2 separate regions of the Mus musculus genome follow, and region 1 is linked to region 2. Evidence: chromatin loops called from intact Hi-C (ENCODE). Cell type or tissue: left cerebral cortex. All regions are shown on one strand. Links, peaks and the distances in the headings refer to the core of each region. The heading gives the core; the rest is flanking DNA.

What was found. Hi-C counts contacts between places; a loop is a spot of excess contacts. Peaks named below come from ENCODE experiments on the same cell type or tissue, not always from the same donor. Only the 100,000 strongest peaks of a DNase experiment are listed, where the experiment ranks them.
Region 1: a loop joins it to region 2, with 3.0 times the contacts of the local background. A loop is called at or near these places in 3 of 42 quality-filtered maps.

Annotation. Positions count from the first base shown.
Region 1 is chr7:57,821,203-57,826,589 of GRCm38, forward strand. Gabrb3 (gamma-aminobutyric acid (GABA) A receptor, subunit beta 3) reads left to right here. Exons shown (of 9, transcript NM_008071.3): 9 at 3,216-5,387. The coding sequence ends at 3,557. Among named protein-coding and RNA genes, the nearest start is that of Gm23911, 180 kb to the right of the region's middle. In left cerebral cortex, for the core only: no CTCF peak of the experiment used is centred there; a DNase peak (open chromatin) is centred at 2,786.
Region 2 is chr7:57,510,163-57,515,552 of GRCm38, forward strand. It overlaps a transcript of Gabra5 not described here. Among named protein-coding and RNA genes, the nearest start is that of Gabra5, 2.8 kb to the left of the region's middle. In left cerebral cortex, for the core only: a CTCF peak has its summit at 2,982 (motif pointing right); a DNase peak (open chromatin) is centred at 3,009; H3K4me3 peaks cover 18 bases.

The DNA.
Region 1 (5,387 bases), core at 1-5,000, 310 kb after region 2:
GTGGCTTTGGCTATCTCTTCCTGCTTGAACTATTAACAACTAATAATTAACCACTAACAACTCAGTTTGACGTCTCTGGAAGTCTTCCTGGTTCTGAAGACAAACAAACATCTTTTAATTGAAAGGAGTTTATTGTTGATCAATCCAGGGAAAAAGAGAATACAAATAAAAACGTAGAGAGAAAATACAAAGTCCTATTCAATCCTAATTTCTCAGTCCCTGTAAGGTTAAGATATAACTCTCAGCTATCAAGTCTAGGTGGGGTCTCTCCTCTCTCTCCTTTCCTATAACTTCCAAGATAAATGTCAAGCTTAGTGACTCAAACCTGCAATTCAAGCACATAGGAGGCTGAAGAAAAAGTACTACCATGAGTTTGAATCCATTTTATGCTCCAGACTGAGTTGTTAGTTAGCCAGGGCTAGACTGGGACTCTGCTTCAGAAAACAGAAAACAAAACAAACACAAAACAGAATCAACAAAGTACAGAACTTCTGCTGCTACAGTTGTAGTAAGCACCCAGAGAACAAAAGCAGAAAAGGTCATCTGTCTGTCCTTTAGGGTCTCTTTTCTGACTGCTATTGGCCAGGGAGACCTATATGATGGACTCCCTTGTCCCGTCTCACATTCAGCTTTTCTTCTTGATCCTTTTGACACGTACTCTATATCATTTTTTTTCTGCTTAGAGATTATGTTTTATGTTTTATTCTAAAAACATAGGGTTGGAGTTTCTTAGCATGACAAACAGAAACCCTTACTTAGCCCAGGCTCTCATCTATCTTCACATTCATGAACAAGTGTCCTGATTATTAACATTATATGGTGAAAACATGACAATAACAGAGAAAAAGCAGCACACACTCCACCCACCAACAGGCATAGAATGTATCAGAAACTAGCTGGATTTCTTGGGTCTTTGATGTGCTTCATACTTTGGCCTAAAAAATATCTTTTTCACCTGTGGTCTTTTATATAGTAGGCAAATGCAAATCTCATGTTTTCCCTCATCCTATAGGGTTTTCCTTTCTTTCTTTTTCTTTTTCTTTTCTTTTTTTTTTTTTTTTAATAGAGTTGCTATGGCAAATTAAAACAAATTTAACAGGGTAAAACAGAGCTCAATTTTGGCAGACATCTTCTAGGTAAAAAGTACCAGAAGAGAAGGGGAAGGATAGGTCTGCCTCTATCATACAGACTAAAACCAAAGTTGTTCTGATAGCACTGCACAATGAGGTGGCTGGGCAAGTATGTCCTTGTGTTATAGAATTTGCTTGACTGTTATCTGGGGTCAGTCATTGTTCCTGTGGGCTGTCTTATTCCTTCGTAATGAACTTACTCCTGCAGATCTTCCTACAAAAAGCAATTTGACCTTTTAGGCAGATATTTGTCTGCTGACTTCTGCTTCTAGCTAGAAATGTTCTCTACTTATAGTTAGAAAAGAATATATGATGATATTGTGCCCATCGAACAATTTAAAATGAACTATCTTGAGGGCTGTACCCTTAATTACATCTACAAAGTCCCCTTGTAACCAGCTCACAAGCTGTGGCACATGAGAATTGACCAATAGTAGCAGATAGTTAAGTTACCTTGAGAGGTATTTTCAAACCGGAGTGTGATCAACTCACTGGCAGGAGCCTGGGTGGCCTCTACTATATGTATCCCTTCCTGAGCCTTGGATACTTTGCAGTTGGTAGCTGTGATTTTGGGCTCTTTAACCTGCTCAGTGTTTCTTCACGTGGTTCCCTATCTCTTCCTGAATAAGGGTCAGGAATACCCCTCCCTGACTTACAGCCTTCACATTATGCTTAACACCTTTAGTGAGAGACAGGAATATCCATCTATAAGCTGGAAAGACTCAAATTAGCATATCAATAAGTCATTGTATAAAACAACTAAAGGTTTATGGAGAAATCCATCAACTAAAAATATAGTGCTCAAAGGAGAAGGCTGGCCAGGGAGAAAGAATGGAAAAGGGGGTACAGCCTTCCAGGAAAAGGATAGACACAGATGGGATTATGGAGAGCTCAGAGAACCAGGCTGTAGCAACTATAGTATGATCCAACTGCAACTTTACCAGGGACACCAGCCCAGGTTCCCCAAGTTGCATGGTCCCGCAGCCATAAGGAGGCTGCTGAAACATTCTGTGACAAACCAATAAACACATGCATCAATGGCATTGCAGTGGAAGGTCTGCATCTATATTTAACAAAGAATAAAACTTTATTATTTTTATGTTGACTTCACTGTGAAAAGAGACTTGCTACTTTAAACATAGCTCTTGGAAAAGAGGACTTCTGCTAGGGCCACATTATGCAGAGACCCACATCTGGATCTACCCCAATAGTCACCATGAACACCATCATGATTGTCCCTGTGCTTCCCCACAGTAATCTAGCAATTTAAATCATCAGAGAAAGGGCTAGCAGGCTAGGATAGGCATACTTATCAGAGGTTGCCCAGGGGTCCAATGCAAACATTCAAAATAGAACAAGCTAACTTCCTAAGGAAATCCCTGTGTCTACTTGAAACCAGAGCTGGCAGCATATGTTACATGTACGCTGCCAGTCTATCAGTTCATGCCTAAGACAAAATTTAACTTATCAGTAGGCAAAGTAAGAAACTAACATGAGGGCATGGGGAAAAAAAGAAGAGGAATCCTAACAATACAGCCAAATGAAAGTTATCTGCATGAGGCCTTCTGTTGCAACAGTCTTTCATGTGCTCTGCTCACCTCCATTTCTGGTTGAGATGTCTGATGATTCAATACTCATGTGACTTGGAAGGGAGACCGAGTGACACGGGTATTGTGCCGTTGCCAAATCTAGATGATACAGGTTGAAGTGCAGACAAGGCAGAGAGTACTATATCATTTCCATTCAATGCACAATTATAAGCAGTCACTCACAGAGAAGTAAAAATCTGGAAGGGATTCACACTTCAGTTTTCTCTTCAGTAGGGATCGTGTAATGTGAAATATCAATTTGGTAAAGCTGCCTTTCCTTTCTCTATAAGAACTTTCAGATAAGGGAAATACACTCTGAAAGCTGCACTTAAATTTCCAAAAAAGTATTTTTCCTATAAAATGAGACAGGGAATTAACATACAGATTCTCATAAGCTACGTTTCATGATTGTGTAACAGCATTCTGTCCAGGTCTTGCATATTAAAATTTGATAGGCATTCCAGCTTCCTAAGAGTATACATTTTCTTCCCATTAGGTGGATGCTCACGGGAATATCCTATTAGCACCGATGGATGTTCACAATGAAATGAATGAGGTTGCAGGCAGCGTTGGTGACACCAGGAATTCAGCAATATCCTTTGACAACTCAGGAATCCAGTATAGGAAACAGAGCATGCCCAAGGAAGGGCATGGGCGGTACATGGGAGACAGAAGCATCCCGCACAAGAAGACCCACCTACGGAGGAGGTCTTCACAGCTCAAAATCAAAATCCCTGATCTAACCGATGTGAATGCCATAGACAGATGGTCCCGCATCGTGTTTCCATTCACCTTTTCTCTCTTCAATTTAGTTTACTGGCTGTACTATGTTAACTGAGTGACTGTACTTGATTTTTCAAAGACTTCATTTAACACTGAGTGAAATATTACCCTGCCTGTCAAGTTTTTATACCAGTACACATACAAACACACACACACATACGCACACACACACACACGGACACACACACAATTGTGTATATATATGTGAACTTTCTCAGCATATATATAAAATACACGTGTATATGAGAATGTATGTGTATATGTTCAAGGACACAGATAAGAGTATCTGTGTACATAAAACAAATACGCATACATACCATACATTTTGCAACTATGGACAATTTAACACAGGATGCATATTAAAGAAACTCATAGCTTTTTCTTTCTTTTTTTAATTGAAAGGGACAAGTATCTAAATATTATGCCTCAAGAATGAGGGCGTGAAACACAGTCATCCCAAAGTGTGTCTTTTATTATCATAAGTTAGATATTTTCGCTTAAAAATCCAAAAGGAATTCTTAGTTAATCTTTGGGAACTCCCACAGCCGTAGTTGTACACCTCATACCCTCTCAGTTTGCAACCGAGGCTTGTTGGCTTCTCTGTGATGGGCTTGTTTCATCAGGTGTGTTTTTCTGTAGTGGGTTAGCATATGAGATGAGTCACTGGCAGTGCACTTACCTGACTCTTACTGGTAGGTAGCTCCTACGCTGGTGTCTGAATAGTCATCTTGAAAAACTCACTGGGAATAAACGGTGTCCCGTTTTAAGTACTCCACCATCCCATATACATGGGAGATTTCTGTTAACATTAAGTGGGTCCAGCTTAACTGTCATGTGGGAACACAGTGGCACATTTTGATAATGACATTCAATCGCTAGAAGTGTGCTCCACATCTCATCCAGATTTCTAGGTCTGCTATTTAACTGGAAGCATAGACGTCTCAGGTTCTTTGTTACTCTAAGGTAAAACCATCTAGAGTGGTTTCCCCCTTGCAGTTATGTTACCATTCTTATAACATTGTATGTTAATATAAATATATTTGCATAATATGCATACCTACATATATTACCAAGATTTTGTTTCTTCTGCTTGCTATCATGGCAGCATGCAACGTCATATTTTTCATTCTGTGATGTAACTATTTTCTGTTATCTAGAAGTTAGGATTGAATCTAAAATGTTTCTACTGTTCACTTTTGGAAACTTAAAAATCTTCACAGCCTTTATTTATGTACTGACATATCTCATAAGCACACCCAGCTCCTCCTAGACTGACTAGAATTCTGCAGGAACACTTCCAGTCTACACACCACACAACAACCCATGACCGTTTCTGAGGCAAGGAGAGCAACCTGACACAAATAGTCTCTTTTGGTTCCTTCTGATCCACAGCCTCATCAGGATTTGGACTTTTTAAAGCTCGTAGAAACAAGACAAGGTGCACCGGTTTCATAGATGCAACCTTAACTTAGTATTTAGATGAGCTCTTTCTAAAGAAAAACAAAGATGATATATTTTTTGTAAACTATTTCTATCACAGGCATCCATAAACCGACTGCAGTTATGTAAACGGGTGTCACAGCGAAGCATTTGGAAGACAGGATAAAAAACGACAAGCAGTAAAGAACTGCTAAATTAATAACCCCCAAATCCCACACACGCGGCACCTTCAAGTCTGGCGCCATCGTTTTTCCACATAGGCAGGCAGCACCACCACCCTCCCCAGGAGGCATGTGGACAGTCACCATGGACTGACACTACTTGATTTTTCGGTGGCCATTGCAATCTCTAATATGTGGGAGTCTGACTGTTCAAAACCTAATATTAAATAAAACCTAAATCCACAAAATCCGTGTGAGGGACAGTTACTGATTTTTATACCCTT
Region 2 (5,390 bases), core at 201-5,200:
ACCATGTTTCTGCTGAAGTTGCTTGTGGGCATTGGAAGCATATTTGGTTCCCCCTGGAATAATCGCTAGTCACCTTTTAGGACAGAGGAGGCAAGGTGTGGGGACTGACATCAGCATCTGTAACCTAGGTGGATGCTTATGTCAGGTAGGATGGCCAGCACTTTTTGTTCTAACTCAGGAGCAACCTTGAATTTACCCAGCCATTCTTTTCAGAAAGAAACTGGTGCAAGAGAACCCTCATCATTTAATTCACGAAGAGTAATTATTGCTGGATCTTACAGTGAAACCCTTTCACAATAGCAGTGCATGTTTAGGACGTTAGTGAAGACTCATTCCTTGATAAGCTATAGCATCCTTAATGCAGATACAGAGTATGGGGTCGCAGATATAAAAGTAGGTCACAGGCGGTGCAAAGCTTTTCTGTGCCCCTCTGGGGGCTGGAAGGAAGATATTACCTTCTCAGCGGGCACTTGCGGTTGATTAACGTGTTGGTCCAATGTCAGTATCATAGTTTATGCGAGACAAGGGCAGCCAGGACCAATTACGACTGGGAAGAAAAGGCCCTTTCAAATGTTACACAAACTGGACGCGGAGGCAGCTCCTTTCTCTACTGCAGTGTGTTGTTTCCACTGGAGTAAGCTTAGAGCTTGCTTAGCGTACAGAAAGCACTGGGTTCCATTCCCTGCGCTATGTAATCCCCGCACTGTTGGCATATGCCTGCAATCCCAGAACCCAGGAGGAAGAGCAGAAGCTCAAGGTTATTGTGCAGTCTACTGAGTTCTATGCCCTCCTGGTATCCATGCTAACCTGTCCAAAACAAAACAAAACACCAGAAAAGACTTGAATCGAAATCCTGGGGTTTGCTTCGGTGTTGCAAATTTTGTGGGGCACAGACTGTTCAGTGACTTCTAAGTGACAGCACGAACAGTCAAATCTCTCTCTCCCTGTTGGATCCTTCTTTAACAGCGCTGAGCAGAAAAGCCCACCCAAGCCTCTACCCATTCTCCAGTTGGGCCAAAGTACTTAATGGCACTTTTACACATTATAGAAACTCTGATTTTTCCAAAATGAGAACCTGTAAAATTATTTCAGAAACAGGATATAAGTATTACCTTTTTTGCACACATGTAATAGAGCTTACCATGACTATATAGTTAGCCATAGTCTTAAATGACTCTGAGACAAGGGATTCTTCTTGATAGAACATATTCATTCATTCAAGTGGCTTTTCTAAGATGGATAAATTGCACACATGGATTTCTCCATTTGCTGAGTTCTCTGAAGATGTGCCACTAGGATAAAGTTCCCTGAGTAGTCTATAGTTAAGATTCTGAAGGTCCCCTGAAGATTCGGGTTCTAGAGTCTTGATTACCTGCTAGTGAGGCAGGTGGGGAGTGGTGTTAGGTGCTGGGCCATCAGAAGTGTACCCTTGAAAGGGAATAGAGGGCAACCCCTCCTTTTACTGGTTGCTCCTGATGAGCACCATCCTGAAACCCTGCCCTCCCAGCTGCAGAGGACTAACTAGCCACAAACTCAGAGGCAATGCCACGGAAATCCCTAGGACTCCTCCTCAAAGGGACCTTTTCTTCTTGCAACTTGTCTATTCTGACTTTTTTTCATCATGGTGGATGCAAATATAACATAATAATTAAAATCACCAAATTTTTAAACAGTCAATTTGAAATTATAACTAGCTTAATAGGCTTTTCACTTATTGTGTGTTAATTCTAGATTTACAAATGCCAAGGCATCTGCTATTCTCTTAACTAAACAGCATAATGCAAGCAGGAAGATTTAAACAATTAGTGAGTGGAAAGCTGAGCACAAAGTGGCTAGGACTATTTTGGAAAAAACAAAACCATGTACTAATGAAATAACTTCTGTATTTATCATAGTAATGAATATTTTTTTTTCGTGTGGAATCTGGATGTATTTTTCAAATTGAGCATCAGACTTTTTATGCAGAAGACAATAAGGAAGTTGGGTGACATATTCGCAAGGTACAAATGAGGTAACCGGAATCTTACATAAAACAGGAATGCAAACACAAAAGGTCTAACGGGAACTACCTGGGATAGAATTTATTGTTAACAACTGGGATAAACAAGAGCTCTACCTAAGATTCACTAATCTTAGAAGCCAGGGTCAAGGGCTACTTGCCATAGTTCCTATTTTAGTCTATTGTATAGTCCACCTTCCCCTTAGGCCATTGTAAATACATGTGTATGGGTATAACTTCGCTATAGTTCTAAGTATCTATTCTGGTTCCTCCTTTGGTCTGAAACTTCCTTCTTCCTAGTGATGGTAAATTCCTGTATAAGGGAGTGACCCTGATTTTATAGTGTAGTCATAGTAATGAATATTAATTCTCCATGAACTAAATATTAACTGTCAAGCTTTTCTTTTGACAGACTACATTCGCTATTTCAGTGTTTTGGGCCATCCTTTCATGACAACACATTTAAACATAAAAATGAAAATTATGATCAATAAGATCAATTACTTAAAACTAATGAAACTGAGTATGGGCACACACCTAGAAGCCCAGTACCTGGGCAGCTGGAGGAGAGCTGTGATTTTGAAGTCAGCCTAGGTTACAACACTATCTCTAAATCAAGCCATCACCAACCAAACCCTTGTGTGTGATCATATTACCTAAGTTCCTTCTCCCTTCCTATGATGAAGTGGTGTCACACTCTCCCCAGCAATGTTTACATGATACTCAACACAGTTATAAGACAGTTATAAAATATTCAACATAGATGGAGCTGAAAGAATGATAACCAAGAACTCAAGGCTTACAGAAACATTCAATTCCAGAAATCTATGTAATGTTCTTTCAACAAATTGGGGTAACTTTGGATGCAGTGTTTGTCCTGGTTAATAATGATCTATTGGCCACATTCCTATTTGTTCATTAGCAATTCTCCTTTTATTGAATGAAATTTAACATCGTAGCTTTAAGTCTGGAAAACAGTAGAGGGCACCCCAGTTCCACATAACCCCCGTGTTGGCTCATTCTGCATTTTATTTCTAATGTGAAAACCTAAAATAGTTGCTCTCAGAGTAGCTGTGTAATGGATGGAGGTACATTTTACTGAAAGAAGTACTGACCCTGTATCCCAATAATACAATAATACGTGTACAACAGAGGCTGAGTGGTAGCTGTGTTTATGTAGGTGGATGCAGAATCATTACCTAAAACATGACAGGTGCATCATATTAGTGAGCCTATGTGGAATCTTTCTTTCAATGCCTGGCTCATTTTACTTAGCGTCTCTGTCATGTCATCCATGTTGTTACAAACATCAGGACATCCTTCATTGTTAATGCTAGAGAATATTTCAAATAATTTATACATTTTTCTTTATGCTTTCAATGATCAGCAGACACTTATGTTAACTCCCATATTGTGACTATTATGAAAAATGTTCAAATGGACATGGAGGCATAGATACCTTTTCAAAATGAGCATTATGGAAATTTTTTAGATATATACCCCAAATGGGAGCAGGCATGGAAATATAGCTCAAAGGAAAAGAAACTGATCAGCTTGCATGGGATATAGATGTTGTATTAGTATGTCACCATACATATGTGGTTATGTGTGTATGGATATGTCTGTGTGCATATGTGTATATGTGAGTAGGAATATATATATATATATATATATATATATATATATATATATATATATATATATATATATATAGAGAGAGAGAGAGAGAGAGAGAGAGCACTGTAACACTAACTAGCAACATCGTGTTGGATATTTAAAATTTGTTGAAGGGGTGAACTTTAAGAGTTCCTAACCCCACACAAGGACAGAGGATGAGACTGCAGGAGACAGTGCATACATTTATTACTACACTGTGTGGACATATTCCAAATTATAAAGTAGATCGACTTAAGGGCATAGCATGTCAATCATCAGTGATTGCCCATGAAGCAGAGCCTGGTTGAGGCATGCAGTACACTGCAAGCTAAGAGTCCACATGTGTGGAATGAGAAACCCAAGTATGAAACTATACATTTTCTTTGTGTTATTATAAAGACTCCAGTGCAAGGTAATGTCACAGATGACCTGAGCTGGGTGTACAGGGCTTGGGCAGGAGATGAGCACGGATGAAGGAAATGATTTATTCCTAAAAGTTTTAGATGCTTCTAAAGAGCTCTGATGTCACAAGTACCAGACTAAGCAAGAATCACATTGGCAACTATCATTGAGCAAACATGAGGAGAGAAATGTAGTCCAACAGCAAACAGGTGAGCAAGGCAGCACAGGGCAGCCCTGCATGCACTTCTGCAGCAGCTACCTCACTGACAGAGAGAGACGATCACAGGTCTGCACAGCCAACACATGAGCACTCTGAGCACATGGAAGATGATTTGATTGTTAAGGAAACAGAAAGGGCAAGACTGACATAGGAGATGCAGTCACATTTGTAGGGAAGCAATAGTGGATTGAACCTGACAATGCATATGGGCAGCAGGGGCAAAAGAAGACAGACAGCAAGGCAGGGGTGGGGAGAAAGCACACGGTGCCTGTCTTCAATCTGGTATTTATTTTCTTTGATTTTTGCGTTATTTAAATCTGAGTGGTGAAACTAGTCATTTGAAAACTACATATAAATGAGCCATTCTGTAATTAGCTGGGATTGGTTTAAAATAGAGATAGTATTTTAAAGCTAGATTTTTATATCAATGAATAGATGGATGCATATGTTGAGATTTCTAGGTTCCATTTACAAAATGGAAAAAAAATCGCACAGATTTGATTACATTGTCACATTCCACATTCTTGCCCAGATCTGCTCACTTACCCTGGAGTGGGCAACTCCAAGCAACATAGCCTGGGCTCTCTATTGTAACTCTGGAATTAGAGTTGATTAGGGCTGTTGAAATGTCTATTTTTTCCTCATCTTGTATTCATTTTTTGGTTCAGTGAAATCTGTCTTGGCTTATTATTATTATTTTTATATATAAAACGGTGTTTGCAAGGTTTAACAGATAACCTTCGGGTCTTTCTGTTTACCCCAAGTAACATTCTCCCTTTTTATTTCTGAGATGATACAACTGACAAAGGCTTTCTTATACTTAAGTGTGTATGGCAGTATGTGAACAGAGAAGTCATGTAGAATAAGAATCTTTCACATCAACCCACTGTTCTTTCCTGTCCTACTTGGTAGTGTTAATTCTATAGTCTGCCAATTAATTTTTAGACTAACAATTAATGTTTAATAGATTTTCAAAAGAGAAAGTTTCTATTGAGAATCATTTTAATGATTATTCTCAGATAAACTTTATTTTTATCATTTCTATATAACAGATCTTTTACAATAAATTCTGTGAGCATGCGTTACTTGAAAGAGTATTTCTTTTAGAATCAC